Linked DNA regions of Homo sapiens: regions 1, 3, 4 and 5 are each linked to region 2. Evidence: chromatin contacts called from ENCODE Hi-C or POLR2A ChIA-PET data. All regions are on one chromosome and are shown on one strand. The core of a region is the stretch at or near the end of the contact, and the rest is flanking DNA. Distances in the headings are between cores, read along the strand shown.

Region 1 (2,700 bases), core at 30-2,529, 640 kb before region 2:
TGAGCTGCTAGAGTTTTGAGAAGACTAGATTTTAGGAGGCTGCTGTTTTCAGAAGTTCCAAATGTCAGGGTCCCTGGGTATCAAGATCCCTGAATATCAAGACCACCTAGTTTCAAGCAATACAAAAATCAGACTCCCTAGATGTTGGCATCCTGGGTTTTTAGGGCCTCTGAACGGAGGAGTCTTCGTGCGTCAGGGTGACCAAATGCTGATGTCAGATTTTAGAATTCTGGGTTTTTTTGGCTGGGCGTGGTGGCTCACACCTGTAATCCCAGCACTTTGGGAGGCGGAGGCGGGCAGATCACTTGAGGTCAGGAGTTGGAGACCAGCCTGACCAACATGGTGAAACCCTGTCTCTGCTAAAAATACAAAAATTAGCCGGGCAAGGTGGCGCACGGCTGTAATACCAGCTACTTGGGAGGCTGAGGCAGGAGAATCACTTGAACCTGGGAGGCGGAGGCTGCAGTGAGCTGAGATCACCCCACTGCACTCCAGCCTAGGCGACAGAGCGAGACTCCATCTCGGAAAAGGAAAAAAAAAAAAAAGAATCCTGGGTTTTTTTAAGCCCCAGGTGTTTGGGGAACTGGAGTTTGAAGGATCCCAAGTATCTGGTCCAGGGATTTTTTGGAGTCCCCGAGTGCCAGGGTCCTGGGGTTTTACGCTCCCTGGTTCTTAGGGCACAGGTGTCTTAGGGTCTCCAGATAACAGGGTCTCAGGGAACTGATGTTAAGATTCCCCAGATTACAGGGTTCCGGGTCTTGAGGTTTCAAGGTTGTAACGTCTCAAGGTGTCTGGGTCCCAGAGCTTTGGGTGTACCAAATATCATGGTTAAAGGATTTGGGAGGCCTCTGATGTCGGTGTCAGGGAGGGCGGTGTGTGTGTGCGTGTGTGTGTGTGTGTGTGTGTGTGTGTGTGTGTGTGTAAGGGGGTGAGGGTCTTAGGATCCTGGAGTTGGAGCCCTGAATGTCAGGATCCCGGGTTTTAAGGTTCCCGGGAAACGGGGTCCTGGGCTTTAGAGTCCCGGATGTGGGCTTCGGGGGTGGGCGGGGGCTCTGTCCTTACGTGCCGGCCTGGCGCAGCGAATGGATGAGGATTCGGTCCGCCTCCTCCATGGTGGAGCCGTGTCGGAGTCGGGGGCTGGGTCCAGGACCGGGTCCGAGAAAGTGGGGAGCAGCTGTAGAAACCCTGCTCCGTGCTCGCGGTCCACAGAGTGTCACGGGTCGTGTGGGGAGAGTTGGAAAGTGTAGTTCTGTGAGCGAGCACGGCGCATGCCGGATGTGAGGCCTGGGGTGAGTGTGCACGGAGGTTGAGCTTGCAATAGCTGCTGGGAACTGTAGTTCTTCCACCTGCAGTCCAGTGGGCTCTTCCAAGGGAAAAAGGAACAACCCGTGTGGTGGGGAGTGGAGGGGCCGGACAGAAAGGGGCTTCCTGACTCATTCGTTTAAGGCGGCATTCATCTTCTAGGCTATAAAAGTGTACACATTAAGGGCAGAATTTTAACACAAAGCGACTACTTCCCTGTGTCTTAGTCTCCTCATCTGTAAAATGGGACTATTGACAGTACCTGCTTTTTAGGATTAAAACAGAATTAATTTATATAAAGCACGTTGTACTATGTGCCTGACACATAAGATAAGAAAGCACTATGTAAGTTATAGTTACTAGTGTCCATGCATTCAATAAATGCTTTAATATGATACACATTTGTACACTCCAAAGAATAATTACACAGCAAATATCTATGTAACCGGCTGGGTGCAGTGGCTCACGCCTGTAATCCCAGCACTTTGGGAGGCCGAGTCGGGTGGATCACCTGAGGTCAGGAGTTCGAGACCAGCCTGGCCAACATGGTGAAACCCCCTCTCTACTAAAATGAGAAAAATTAGCCAGGCATGGTGGCACATGCCTGTAGTCCCAGCTACTCGGGAGGCTTAGGCAGGAGAATCACTTGAACTGGGGAAGCGAAGGTGGCAGTGAGCTGAGATTGCGCCATTACACTCCAGCCTGGGCAACAGAGCGAGACTCCGTCTCTAAATAAATAAATAAAGCAAAAGAAATCTATGTAACCATTTCTTGAACAGCCGACGCGCACCTGCAATCCCAGCAGTTTTGGAGGCCAAGGCGGGAGGATCGCTTGAGGTCAGGAGTTTGAGACCGGCATGGGCAATACAGCAATACACCATCTCTTAAAAAAAAAAAAAAAATTGACACTTGTCCAAGCAGACGTCCCCAGCAGAGCCAGCCAGCATGACCGAGCGCCGCGTCCCCTTCTCGCTCCTGCGGGACCCCAGCTGGGACCCCTTCCGCGACTGGTACCCGCACAGTCGCCTCTTTGACCAGGCCTTCGGGCTGGTCGCAGTGGTTGGGCACCAGCTGCTGGCCCCGCTACGTGCGTCCCCTGCCCCCGCCGCGGTCGAGAGCCCCGCGGTGGCCGCGCCCGCCTACAGCTACGCGCTCAGCCGGCAGCTCAGCGGCGGGGTCTCGGAGAATCGGCCCACAGCGGACCGCTGGCGCGTATCCCTGGACATCAACTACTTCGCCTCCGACGAGCTGACGGTCAAGACCAAGGATGGCATGGTGGAGATCACCAGCAAGCACGAGGAGCGGCAGGACGAGCATGGCTACATCTCCCGATGCTTCACCCGGAAATACACGCTGCCCCCCGGTGTGGACCCCACCAAGGTCTCCTCCTCCCTGTCC
Region 2 (2,700 bases), core at 1-2,500:
CGTTGGTGTGCGGTACGCGTTGTACCTGCAGGGTCAGGATGCAGGGCAGGCAGCAGGCACAGGACAGAGGGAATCAATCAGCTCGGGGGGGGGGGTACGGCAGGAGAGTGAGGTGTGTGGCAGTGACTGGGGCCTAGGTGGTAAGAATGACTAGCAGTGGTGATGAGGGACCTCTTGGTCCTGTGGTGGGAGTGAGTCTGCAGTAATAATGAGCATGGTCATGAGGTCAGTTTGCAGACAACAGAGTCAGTCTGCTGCCGTGCTGGGGTCCCTACGGGGTGACTGGGTCAGCGCAGACAATAATTAGGGTCAGTATACCAGGGCGACAGAAATCAGACTGACATTATGGGGGTCAGCGTTGGGAGGTGATGGGGTCAGAATGGGGAAGTGATGATGTAAAAAAAAAAAAGTCTAGGGGACACCCATAGGGGATAGGATGTCACCTGCCTGAGCCCCACCTCCCTCTCACAGGTAGCCGCTTTGCGCATGCCCACATCTGACCACATTTTCCCAGCTTGCTGTTTAGAATCCTCTCCGGCGCAGCCAACTCACCGCGGGCGTGCCCGCCCCCGCTACTGCGCATGCTCACCTCCGGCATGCCCACGCAGCCGCATAAGGCAAGTTCTCCGCCCAGCCTCACTTATCGCCATTGCGCATGCACCACAGTAAGTTCTGCTCCCATGGGCTTTGACCCCACGCCTCACCTCGCGTCCACTGCTAAGACTTGCTGCCACACCGCGGCCATTCCCCGGCCTCCTCCTCTGGCGTGTCCGCCCGCGGCAGCCTGCAGGACAAGGGCCTGGAATGTGAGCGTCCCGAGCGAAGGGATCTAGTTCCGTCCCTTCCACCAGGCGACCATTGCCATAGACATCGAGTCCCTCCGCGCCGGAGATGTCACGAACTCCCCCCCGGGTGTTACCATGGTCATCACCCCAGCCCTGCCCTTCCTGGGCAGCGCCCGGGTGACACACAGCGATTCAGAACAGACACCGCCCCTCCCCAGTCGCCATAGCAACGCCCCTCCCCCGCCTAGCATTCCTTGCTTGACATTCTCCACCCATCTTGTCCCCGCCGCCCTCCGCCTTCCCTTCTCAGATCCAAGAGCATAGCCCGGGATCGGGGACCACCTCCGGGGCTGCCTCCGGTTCTTGAGGCCCCCCGGAGCGGCCCTGAGACCACTGTCGCCGGTTCCTTCTGTCTCTCCTCCCTTTCTCAGGCTCCAGGCAAGATGGCTGCCTGCTATCAGAAAGAACTGCCGAGCCCAGAGCGAATCGATAGGCATCCTTCCCAGGGCGTGGGAGTCTCGCAGGCGCATTGAGGGACATTGGCTTCAAGCCCAAGGACGGAGGCTCCACCCCTTGACTTCTACCCACTCGTTAATTGCACTTTTTGTGTATACAAGGATAATGTCCAAGGGACATAGCGTCAGGGGTGAGTTTGCTAATCATTCCCTAGAAATCAGAAGTACAACATTATAAAAAAGAGAAGAAACACGACTTTTAAAAAGTGGTGTAGGGCCGGGCGCGGTGGCTCACGCCTGTAATCCCAGCACTTAGGGAGGCCGAGGCAGGTGGATCACTTGAGGCCAGGAGTTCAAGACCAGCCTGGCCAACATGGTGAAACCCCGTCTCTACTAAAAATACAAAAATTAGCCGGGTATGGTGGCGGGCGCTTGTAGTCCCAGCTACTCGGGAGGTTGTGGCAGGAGGATTGCTTGAGCCCAGGACGCGGAGGTTGTAGTGAGCTGAGATCGCGCCACTGCACTCTAGCCTGGGCGACGGGAGTGAAACCCTGTCTCAAAAACAAAAACAAAAAAAGTGGTGTAGGCCACTTTTTAGCAGCACAATCTTGTCCAAGCAAAACTTGAATAATAGAATAAAAAATCATCATATATGCAAAGACGCCTTGAAAGTTCACCAGTTCTTGCAGTGGGCCTCTGCACACCCCTGGGATGAGTAAGGTCGGTTGTGTGTGTGTGACTGGGATGGTTGGACTTGGATGCCCCCAGACAGCTTGAGGCTTGAGTTTCTTTCTTTTTTTTTTTTTTTTTTCTTTTTGAGACGGGAGTCTCGCTCTGTCGCCCAGGCTGGAGTCCAGTGGCGCGATCTCGGCTCATTGCAAGCTCCGCCTCCTGGGTTCACGCCATTCTCCTGCCTCAGCCTCCCAAGTAGCTGGGACTACAGGCGTCCGACACCACGCCTGGCTAAATTTTTGTGTTTTTAGTAGAGAGGGGGTTTCACCGTGTTAACCAAGATGGTCTCAATCTCCTGACCTCATGATCCGCCCGCCTCGGCCTCCCAAAGTGCTGGGATTACAGGCGTGAGCCACCGAGCCCAGTCGAGGCTTGAGTTTCTAAAGACAGAAGATAGAATTAGGCAAAAGAAGCTTTGGGGTTTGGATCCAAAGAGGCTATCTGAATCATCTCTATTTCAACTTCCAGCAGGAAGCTGCTTTCAAACTGTTCATCTTAACGTTATCAGGGTAAACTTCCTGTTGGATCTTAACATCAACTGACATAAAATTCAAAGCTGTTATTTTCCACATTATTTTTATAACAAATACAATCAATTCAACAATGTTTTAAAGTCACCGAAAGATCACACTGTATTGTGTTGACTCAGCATCTCCCTTGTCCCTGTAACAAGCTTATCAGTGTCTTTTCATATTAAATACTCTTTTGTAACATGATTGATAAAGAGT
Region 3 (2,700 bases), core at 1-2,500, 570 kb before region 2:
GACCCCCCAGGCCTGTCCCACTGAACCCAACTCCTCTCCGAACCCTCCCCCAGCGGAGGCCCTGCGCCAGTCACTCACCCTCCTTCCGGCGCAGGCGCAATGTGGCGCCCGCCCTGCGTACCAGCGCTGCCACGTCGACCGCAGCTCGCGCCGCCAGGGGGCGCGCGTCCAACCGCGCCAGGAGCTGCCGGGCGCTAGGGCCCGCGAGCGGGGAGGGGCCGCGGCCTGCGCGCAAGAGGGGACAGGTCAACGCCGACCCTCGGCCTCGGCCAACCCCTATGCTTCCGGACGCTCGAAGACCTAGAAATGCCCCTCAGGATACCCGGCGACCCCTGGCCACTCCCTCGATAGTTTCGGAGGTCACTGCTGTCCCTCCCCTCACGCGATCCCCGACCGTCGCGGGTAGCCGGTGCACCCCCGCTTGCTCCCACGGTGTCCCTGGAGATCGCTGTTTGACTGCAATAGTCCTAGACACCTCCGAACACCCCGTGAGGTCCTCGACTGCCCCCTAATCACCCTGGATGCCCAACTCTTCGCCCGCGATATCTCAGGGGACCCCATTTCCCCAGATATCCTGGGAGAACACGGCCTGACCCCATAGCCCCGGAACCCCCAATTCCCCGTCTAAGTATCCTAGGCAACCGCTGCTACCCCCATGAATTCCCTCAGAGGGCCCGTTCCCCCCATGGCCCACATACCTCCAGAGTCCCCCTCCACAGGTCCCCAGGGGCCCCCAGCTCCCCTCCCCCCAGTTCACTAAGACCCTGAGTGCCCAGGTGTCCCCAGTGACCACGGGCAGACCCCTCCCCGCACATCTGCACGTCTCCCTGGAGACTCCTGAGAGCCCCTCCCCTGCTCTGGTGCGCGGCCCTTTCCCTCGTGTGTGGGTGTGGGTAGGGGACCTCCAGCCCAGCCTCCATCGCTGGGCCCCTGCCCCCTGCCACCTTCACTTGGGCGCCAGAGCCGCTCTGTTTACCACCTGTCAGAAGGAAAAGGTGTGGAGCAGACAGGCGGGACGGGGATGGCGGCGACTCGCCCTGTCCTTCCCCAACGACCCCAATCCCTGTACCTCCTCTGCTCCCCCTAGGGTCCGCGGCGTCCCCTGTGCGCGGCTCCATGGCCAGTAGTCCGCCGGGTGGACGCAGGGCTGCCAGCTACGAATTTTGAGCTCTGGGGCGCGCTCACCTGGCGGCCCGCCCAGGCCCTGGAGGCTGAAGCTGGCGGGTCCCGTGCCTGGCTCCCGGACCCGCGCGGTGACCTACCTGGCGGCCAGCAAGGAGGCCTGGCTGTAGGAGCCAGGAGGAGTGCTTGGCCTCACTCTGCTGCAGGCGCCGCACTCTGTTAACTAAAGGTCCTAGTTAGAATTTAAAAGCCTGACAATACCAACTGTTGCTGAAGATATGGAGGAAATGGAACTCCTATACCTCCGGTGGAAATGTAAAATGATATTGCAACTTTATTTATTTATTTAGAGACAGGGTTTCGCTCTTGTTGCCCAGGCTGAAGTGCAATGGCACGATCTCGGCTCACTACAACCTCTGCCTCCCGGGTTCAAGTGATTCTCCTGACTCAGCCTCCTGAGTAGCTGGGATTACAGGCATGCACCACCACGCCCCCCTAATTTTGTATTTTTAGTAGAGACGGGGTTTCTCCATGTTGGTCAGGCTGGTCTCGAACTCCCTAAAGTGCTGGGATTACAGGCGAGGCCCGCCTCAGCCTCCCAAAGTGCTGGGATTACAGGCGTGAGCCACTCGTGCCCGGCCTGCAACTTTAGAAAACAGTTTGGTAGTGTCTTTAAAAACTAAGCGTACACATATGAGCCAGCCATTCCACTCCTGCGTATTTATCTAAAAGAAAGCATACATTTACACAGCCTTGTCTTACAAATATTCATAGCAGCTTTATTTCCTGTCTTATTCATTTAGAACTACTGTAACAAAATATCGTAGACTGGGTGGTTTAAACAACATAAGTTTCTCACAGTTCTGGAAGCCGGAAAGTCCACGATCAAGGTGGTAGCCAATTTGGTTCCTGGTGAGGTCTCTCCTTTTGGGTTGCAGATGCTTGCCTTCTTGCTGTGTCCTCACATGGAATTAAGAGAGTGAAGGAGAGTAAAGGCGTGAGAGAGGCACACACAGAGAGAGGGAGAGATCTCTCTCTTCTGTTTCTTATAAGGTCACAGTCCTATCTGGTTAGGGCTCCACCTTAGTGACCTCATTTTACCTTAGTTGCCTCCTAAAGAAGCTATCTTCAGATACAGTCACATTGGAGGTTAGAGCTTTAACATATATATTTATGGCTGGGCACAGTGGCTCACGCCTGTAATCCCAGCACCTTGGGAGGCCAAGGCGGGTGGATCACCTGAGTTCAGGAGTTCAAGACCAGCCTGGCGAACATGGTGAAACCCCATCTCTACTAAAATATACAAAAATTAGCCAGGCGTGGTGTCAGGTGACTTAATCCCAGCTACTTGGGAGGCAGAGGCAGGAGAATCATTTGAGCCCGGGAGGCAGAGGTTGCAGTGAGTGGAGATCGAGCCATTGCACTCAAACCTGGGGGATAAGAGCGAGACTTCTCTCAAAAAAACAAAACAACAACAACAACAACAACAAATATATATATATATATATATTTATGGGTGGACACAATTCAGTCCATAATATTTGTTAATATCCAAAAACTGGAAATAACCCAAATGTC
Region 4 (2,700 bases), core at 11-2,510, 530 kb before region 2:
ATAGGCACTATTTCTTTCTTTCTTTCTTTTTTCTTTTTTAAGACGGAGTCTCGCTCTGTCGCCCAGGCTGGAGTGCAGTGGCAGGATCTCGGCTCACTGCAAACTCTGTCTCCCGGATTCAAGCAATCCTCCTGTCTCAGCCTCCCAAGTAGCTGGGGATACAGGCGCCACCACCACGCCCGGCTAATTTTTGTATTTTTAGTAGAGACAGGGTTTCACCATATGAGTCAGGCTGGTCTCAAAGTCCTGACCTCAGGTGATCCACCAGCCTCGGCCTCCCAAAATGCTGGGATTACAGGCATGAGCCACCACACCCCTCTAATTTTTGTATTTTCAGTAGAGACGGGGTTTTTTATGTCTATTATTTATTTTATGTCTATTATTTATTATTGTACACAACTGACGCTCCATCCCCCCCACCCCCGACCTTTTTCTTTTTTAGAGATGGGGTCTCGCTCTGTCACCCAGGCTGGAATGCAGTGGTGCGATAAGAGCTAAGTGCAGCCTCGAATTCCCAGGCCTCAGGCCATCCTCCTGCCTCAGCCTGCGGAGTAAATGGAACTACAGGTGCGCGCCACCACACCCAGCTGATTATTTCTAAATGATTTACTTCATCAACACTTCCCACATAAGTAGGGCACACATTAGGCGCTCCATAAATACTTGTCAAACGCCTACACGAAGGAAGATTAATGTCTGGCAAGAATGAATCCACCTTCCACCATGCCTACCCCGCTAAAAACTACATTTCCAGCCAGGCGTGGTGGCTCACACCTGTAATCCCAGCACTGTGGGAGGCCGAGGCAGGAGAATCACGAGGTCAGGAAATCGAGACCATCCTGGCTAACACGGTGAAACCCCGTCTCTACTAAAAATACAAAAATTAGCCAGGCGTGGTGGCGCATGCCTTTAGTCTCAGCTACTCGGGAGGCTGAGGCAGGAGAATCGCTTGAACCTGGGAGGCGGAGGTTGCAGTGAGCCGAGATCACGCCACTGCACTCCAGCCTGTGAAACAGAGCGAGACTCCATCTTAAAAAACAAAACAAAACAAACAAAAAAAAAACTACATTTCCCTGGGCGCTTGGCGCGACGCGCTCCCACCACGTTTGAAAGAGCGACAATTACTTCCCACGGCCCCTTACCGCCCCCTCCCGCCGGTGCCACAGTGGTTGATGGGAAGGTAGTTTTTACGCACTTTGGCCGGCCCCTAGCGATCTGAACCCAAACTAAATTTCCCAGCAAGCAGCGCGCCGGCCTGGGAAAAGGAGCAAGATGGCTGACTCCAAAGAGGGTGTTTTGCCGCTGACGGCTGCTTCCACTGCCCCAATTTCATTCGGCTTCACTCGCACGTCCGCACGGAGGCGGCTGGCCGACTCGGGAGACGGCGCGGGGCCATCTCCGGAGGAGAAGGATTTCTTGAAAACCGTGGAAGGGAGGGAGCTGCAGAGGTGACGCGCCGGGTCTTTCACCCCTTGGAAATCTCTGCGGTGGGCGTAAGCGGGAGGGAGGAATCTCAGTTGTTTGTCTTGGTGACAGTGACCTGTTAAGCCTGAAGCACAGCCTGAGTAAATTCGTGGAGGCCAGAAGGCGGGAGTTTATAGGAGGGGGTGAGGAAATTGGGCCTGATAGCTGTGGGAATTGCGAAGAGAGGATGTATTACTGAGAAGAAGTGTCTTTAGGACTTGAAGACACTAAGGTCTGTGCGTTCTGGGAGAAGGAAAGAATGAGAAAATGACAGGACCTGCTAGTGTCTCAACTGAAGGGCTGAGGCGTCCCCGATATGGGGAACGGGATGGAGCGGCAGATTCAGGTTGATGGAGGCCACCATCAGCTTAATGAGGAGAGGAGTGTCTGAGGGGTCTGAGGGAGGGATTTCCAGAAGAGAATCAGGCATCTAGGAAGCTGTTTGGGAACCTGGAGCTGGGGAAGGTCTGGGCTGAAGATAGTGATTTGTGGGCCATTGTAGAAGCCGGTATTGAGTTAAACAGAGAGTGCAGGACTTATTTCTCGAAGGCACTGACATTTATGAGTTGGGGGCACTGGGGAGATAATCCAGAGAATGCACGATCAGAGAGGAACAGGAGATCCAGACATGGAGTAGGGAAGACATGGTCTGTGGGGCTGGGGTGAGTTTGGCTCTTGTGTTTTCTCTGAATGAAGGAGTGTGACCCACTGACCCTGCCATTCTCCCAACCCCACCCCTCTGTGTCCACATCAGTGTGAAGCCCCAGGAGGCCCCCAAGGAACTCGTCATCCCTTTGATCCAGAATGGCCATCGCAGGCAGCCACCAGCCCGGCCCCCTGGGCCATCCACAGATACTGGGGCCTTGGCGGATGGGGTGGTGTCCCAGGCTGTGAAGGAGCTCATTGCGGGTGAGTGATACCCCTTTACCCTTCCCCATTGAAGGAAGAAGAGGAAGAAGGTGGAAGGATAGAGTGGGACTTCATTGCTCCCTCCTATTCTTCCTTTAGAATCCAAGAAGTCTCTGGAAGAGAGAGAGAATGCGGGTGTCGACCCCACGCTCGCTATCCCCATGATCCAGAAAGGATGCACCCCCAGCGGGGAAGGGGCAGACAGCGAACCCCGGGCAGAGACAGTGAGCTGGCCCCTTGTCCCCCTCCTGCCCCAGCCTTTCTTTGCCCTGTCCGCCAGGCTGTGTCCCTGCACGTAGCAGGGAAAGTCTGTGTGTGTGCTAGAGG
Region 5 (2,700 bases), core at 201-2,700, 590 kb before region 2:
ACCACCTAGTCTACCCGGCTCTGATTTCTCAGTGTGTCTTTTTCGGGCGCCGGGGAGGAGGTTGGCCGGGGGAGAAAGGAGGGAGAGGTGGTGAGAACAAGCTCCACCCGGACCCACCGACCGCAGTTCAGCTTGCTGCACCATTTCAGGCCCCTTCAAAAGTGTTAGGCAGAGCAGCATCCTCTGGGAAGCCTCTCCTGCCAATCACTCTGTCACTCTCTGAGTAGCCCTGCTCACCCTCCCACTACTGGCCACCAAATGCCCGGTCTTTCTAGGAGTTGGTTCTAATTCTGGTCCCTTAGCCAAGCCTCTTCCGAGCCCCTGTGGAACCCTCTCCTCAAATCCCCAAGGGGTCCGAATAGGAGGAAACCTCACATTGCCTGACCCCATCCCTAATCTTCAGACCCTACTGTCTCTCCTTTCCCTGCCTCCGCCCAGGCTGGAGAAATGGGAGACAGGTTAGGCAAGGAGGGGAGGTGGGGCGCCGGGGTGACTCCTTAGTTCATTAGTTATTCTCTTTTACCTCTCCACTCCACGGGAAGTGACAGGGACATGTGTAATGGGGGGCGGGGAGAGGTCCCCGGGGCCCGCGATGAAGGGCCTGGCCGCTGCAGTCTCCGTGCATAGAGACCCGGGCCGAGTTCTGACTGAGGCCATGGGACCCCCTCCCCCCAGCCCGGAGGCACAGCCAAGCCTGAGAGCGTGAAGGAGAGGCTCCCCGCCCTGGAACTGAGCTGGGGAAGGGGATAACTGGAGAGAGAAAAATGTGGGTGGGGGAGGGAAGGCTTTAAGATCTACTTCTCAAGACTTGGGGTGGGGGGACGGGGCTGGACAGCTAGGCTTATAAGGATGAGGGGAGAGAGGGGACGAGGGCTTTGGAACCTGGCCTCGCTGAGAGGGGAATGAGAAGGGAGGAGTGCGTATAAGATCTAGCTCTCTGGTGGCTAGGGCCAGGTTCCCAGGTTCCCAGCGAGCACCAGCTGGGGCTGCGGGTGAGGTTGGGGCCCATTGTTGCAGCATTCATCGGGGAGACCCTCGGAACCTCACCAGTGGGGAGGAGCCAAGAGGTGTCTTTAACCCCTCTCCCAAATAAGCATCCGAAATAAATCGACACAAAACGTCAACACAAGCACCCTAGCGCGCCACCCCTCTCAGTCCAGTTGGCCACCTCTGAGTCTCCCCATCCTCCACTACAGAACCTTCAAGCCCCAGGTCCCGTGAGAGGCCACGTGGCACGCCGGGATTCTGGGGGTCGTGCCTTGTGACGCCCCGCACCGGCCCGGAGCGGGAGGGCAGAGGCCTTTCCCGCGGGGCACTCCGGGCTACGTGCAGTTCACCTCTAGGCAGGGGGCGCCCTGGCAGCGGAGAGACCACATGCCCGGGGGCGGGCCCTGCGGGGCGCGCTCCTCCCACGAGGGTGTCAGGTTTACGGAACCGAGTTCCCAGGCCGGACGCGCGGTGGCCTGACGGTCGCAAGGATTACATTCGCCTGACCCGGCCCGGCTTGACCCTGCCCGGGCGCGCCATGTTCGCGCGTGGGTCCCGGAGGCGCCGCTCCGGGCGTGCGGTGAGCGGGAGTCAGGGCAGCGGTGGGGGTCGGGGGTAAACTGAGGCCCAGGCAAGGGGGCAATGGATAGGCATAGCGAATAGGTGCCCCACAGAGGATCTGGGAATCCCATCCCCTGCATTCCCAGACCTGGGGCTGGGGCTGCTGGAGGCGAATGGATGGAGGAAGGTGTAGATCTGGTGGCCCAAACCCCCTAATCACCTCTCCACACACTTTCATCAGCACTCCTGGGACCTGGTGGGGACCCCTCTCTTATGAATTGTGGGAGGGAATCCTGAGGGCCAGAGAACTGGGTCTTGAAGCCTTAGGTTGAGCAGGAACCTCCTGAGCTGCTGCTTTTTTTTTTTTTTTTTTTTTTTGAGACTGAATCTCTGTCACCCAGGCTGGAGTGCAGTGGCGCTATCTCCGCTCACTGCAACCTCCGCCTCCTGGGTTCAAGCGATTCTCCTGCTTCAGCCTCCCATGTACCTGGGATTACAGACGCCCGCCACCGCGCCCGCCTAATTTTTGTATTTTTAGTAGAGACAAGGTTTCACCATGTTGGCCAGGCTGGTCTCGAACTCCTGACCTCAGGTGATCCGCCCACCTCGGCCTCCCAAAGTGCTGGGATTATAGGCGTGAGCCACCGAGCCTGGCCGACCTCCTCAGCTTCTAAAGGACACAGTACCTTGGAGGAATGTGCACGGAGGGATGGAGTCCTACACTCCTGGGATGCCGAAATGCTGAGAGTCAAGAGACTGGGATTTGGGGGGACAAGGCTTCCAGGGTTCCGCCTGAGCAAGGGAGTTTTTGACTTCTTAGATAGGAGGTTCTTTCACTTCCTTTGGAGTGGGTCTCTGACCTGGGAATGTGGGGTCTGGGTTTGATGGTCCGGAGAAGGAATAAATAGCCCTAGGATGGGATGGGTAAAGGCCAAGGTTTCTTGGGATGGGGGTTTCTGAATGGAGCAGGGGCCTCCTGAGATCCTGGGGAGGGTCCCCAGTTCCTTGGGTATCAGGGCATGAGGCCAGGGTTTAGGGGAGGAGCTCCTGAGCTTCTGAAGAGAGGGGCAGGGTTCACGTGGGGATCTCAAGGAAGAATGCGGTCTCGTCTCCTACCCTGTGGAACTGGAGTGCTGCTGGCGGCGTAGATGG

What was found. A loop is a pair of places that touch in the nucleus more often than their neighbours do. ChIA-PET counts read pairs that join two places held with the same protein, here RNA polymerase II (POLR2A). Pooled maps may share reads with other maps.
Region 1: a loop to region 2 is called in a pooled map, with 11 times the contacts of the local background. The contact joins the promoter of CCDC22 here to the promoter of WDR13 in region 2. A Hi-C loop is called at or near these places in 1 of 37 single-sample maps with no recorded cell type and 6 of 50 pooled maps. POLR2A ChIA-PET finds 5 or more read pairs at or near these places in 1 of 52 experiments (GM10248).
Region 3: a pooled map shows a loop between it and region 2 (5-fold over the local background). The contact joins the promoter of MAGIX here to the promoter of WDR13 in region 2. A Hi-C loop is called at or near these places in 1 of 37 single-sample maps with no recorded cell type and 9 of 50 pooled maps. POLR2A ChIA-PET finds 5 or more read pairs at or near these places in 1 of 52 experiments (MCF 10A).
Region 4: a loop to region 2 is called in a pooled map, with 15 times the contacts of the local background. The contact joins the promoter of GPKOW here to the promoter of WDR13 in region 2. A Hi-C loop is called at or near these places in 1 of 37 single-sample maps with no recorded cell type and 8 of 50 pooled maps. POLR2A ChIA-PET finds 5 or more read pairs at or near these places in 1 of 52 experiments (activated T-cell).
Region 5: a loop to region 2 is called in a pooled map, with 16 times the contacts of the local background. The contact joins the promoter of PRICKLE3 here to the promoter of WDR13 in region 2. A Hi-C loop is called at or near these places in 8 of 50 pooled maps. POLR2A ChIA-PET finds 5 or more read pairs at or near these places in 2 of 52 experiments (MCF 10A and WTC11).

What each region holds. Positions count from the first base shown.
Region 1 is chrX:49,234,049-49,236,748 of GRCh38, reverse strand. It overlaps CCDC22 (CCC complex scaffolding subunit CCDC22), which reads right to left and starts at 1,279. Exons shown (of 17, transcript NM_014008.5): 1 at 1,063-1,279. The coding sequence starts at 1,112. It also overlaps the pseudogene HSPB1P2.
Region 2 is chrX:48,596,042-48,598,741 of GRCh38, reverse strand. It overlaps WDR13 (WD repeat domain 13), which reads right to left and starts at 1,250. Exons shown (of 10, transcript NM_001347217.2): 1 at 1,128-1,250; 2 at 705-784; 3 at 1-25. The coding sequence starts at 745. RefSeq lists enhancers at 455-514, 535-604, 625-944.
Region 3 is chrX:49,161,308-49,164,007 of GRCh38, reverse strand. It overlaps MAGIX (MAGI family member, X-linked), which reads right to left and starts at 1,250. Exons shown (of 6, transcript NM_024859.4): 1 at 1,070-1,250; 2 at 79-225. The coding sequence starts at 1,118. RefSeq lists a cis regulatory region at 1-61 and a silencer at 162-271.
Region 4 is chrX:49,122,295-49,124,994 of GRCh38, reverse strand. It overlaps GPKOW (G-patch domain and KOW motifs), which reads left to right and starts at 1,260. Exons shown (of 11, transcript NM_015698.6): 1 at 1,260-1,448; 2 at 2,219-2,373; 3 at 2,473-2,597. The coding sequence starts at 1,273. RefSeq lists enhancers at 283-936, 937-1,590.
Region 5 is chrX:49,185,123-49,187,822 of GRCh38, reverse strand. PRICKLE3 (prickle planar cell polarity protein 3) reads left to right here and starts at 1,450. Exons shown (of 9, transcript NM_006150.5): 1 at 1,450-1,567. The coding sequence starts at 1,526. It overlaps SYP (synaptophysin), which reads left to right. Exons shown (of 7, transcript NM_003179.3): 7 at 1-8. RefSeq lists a silencer at 1,328-1,457 and a cis regulatory region at 1,151-1,691.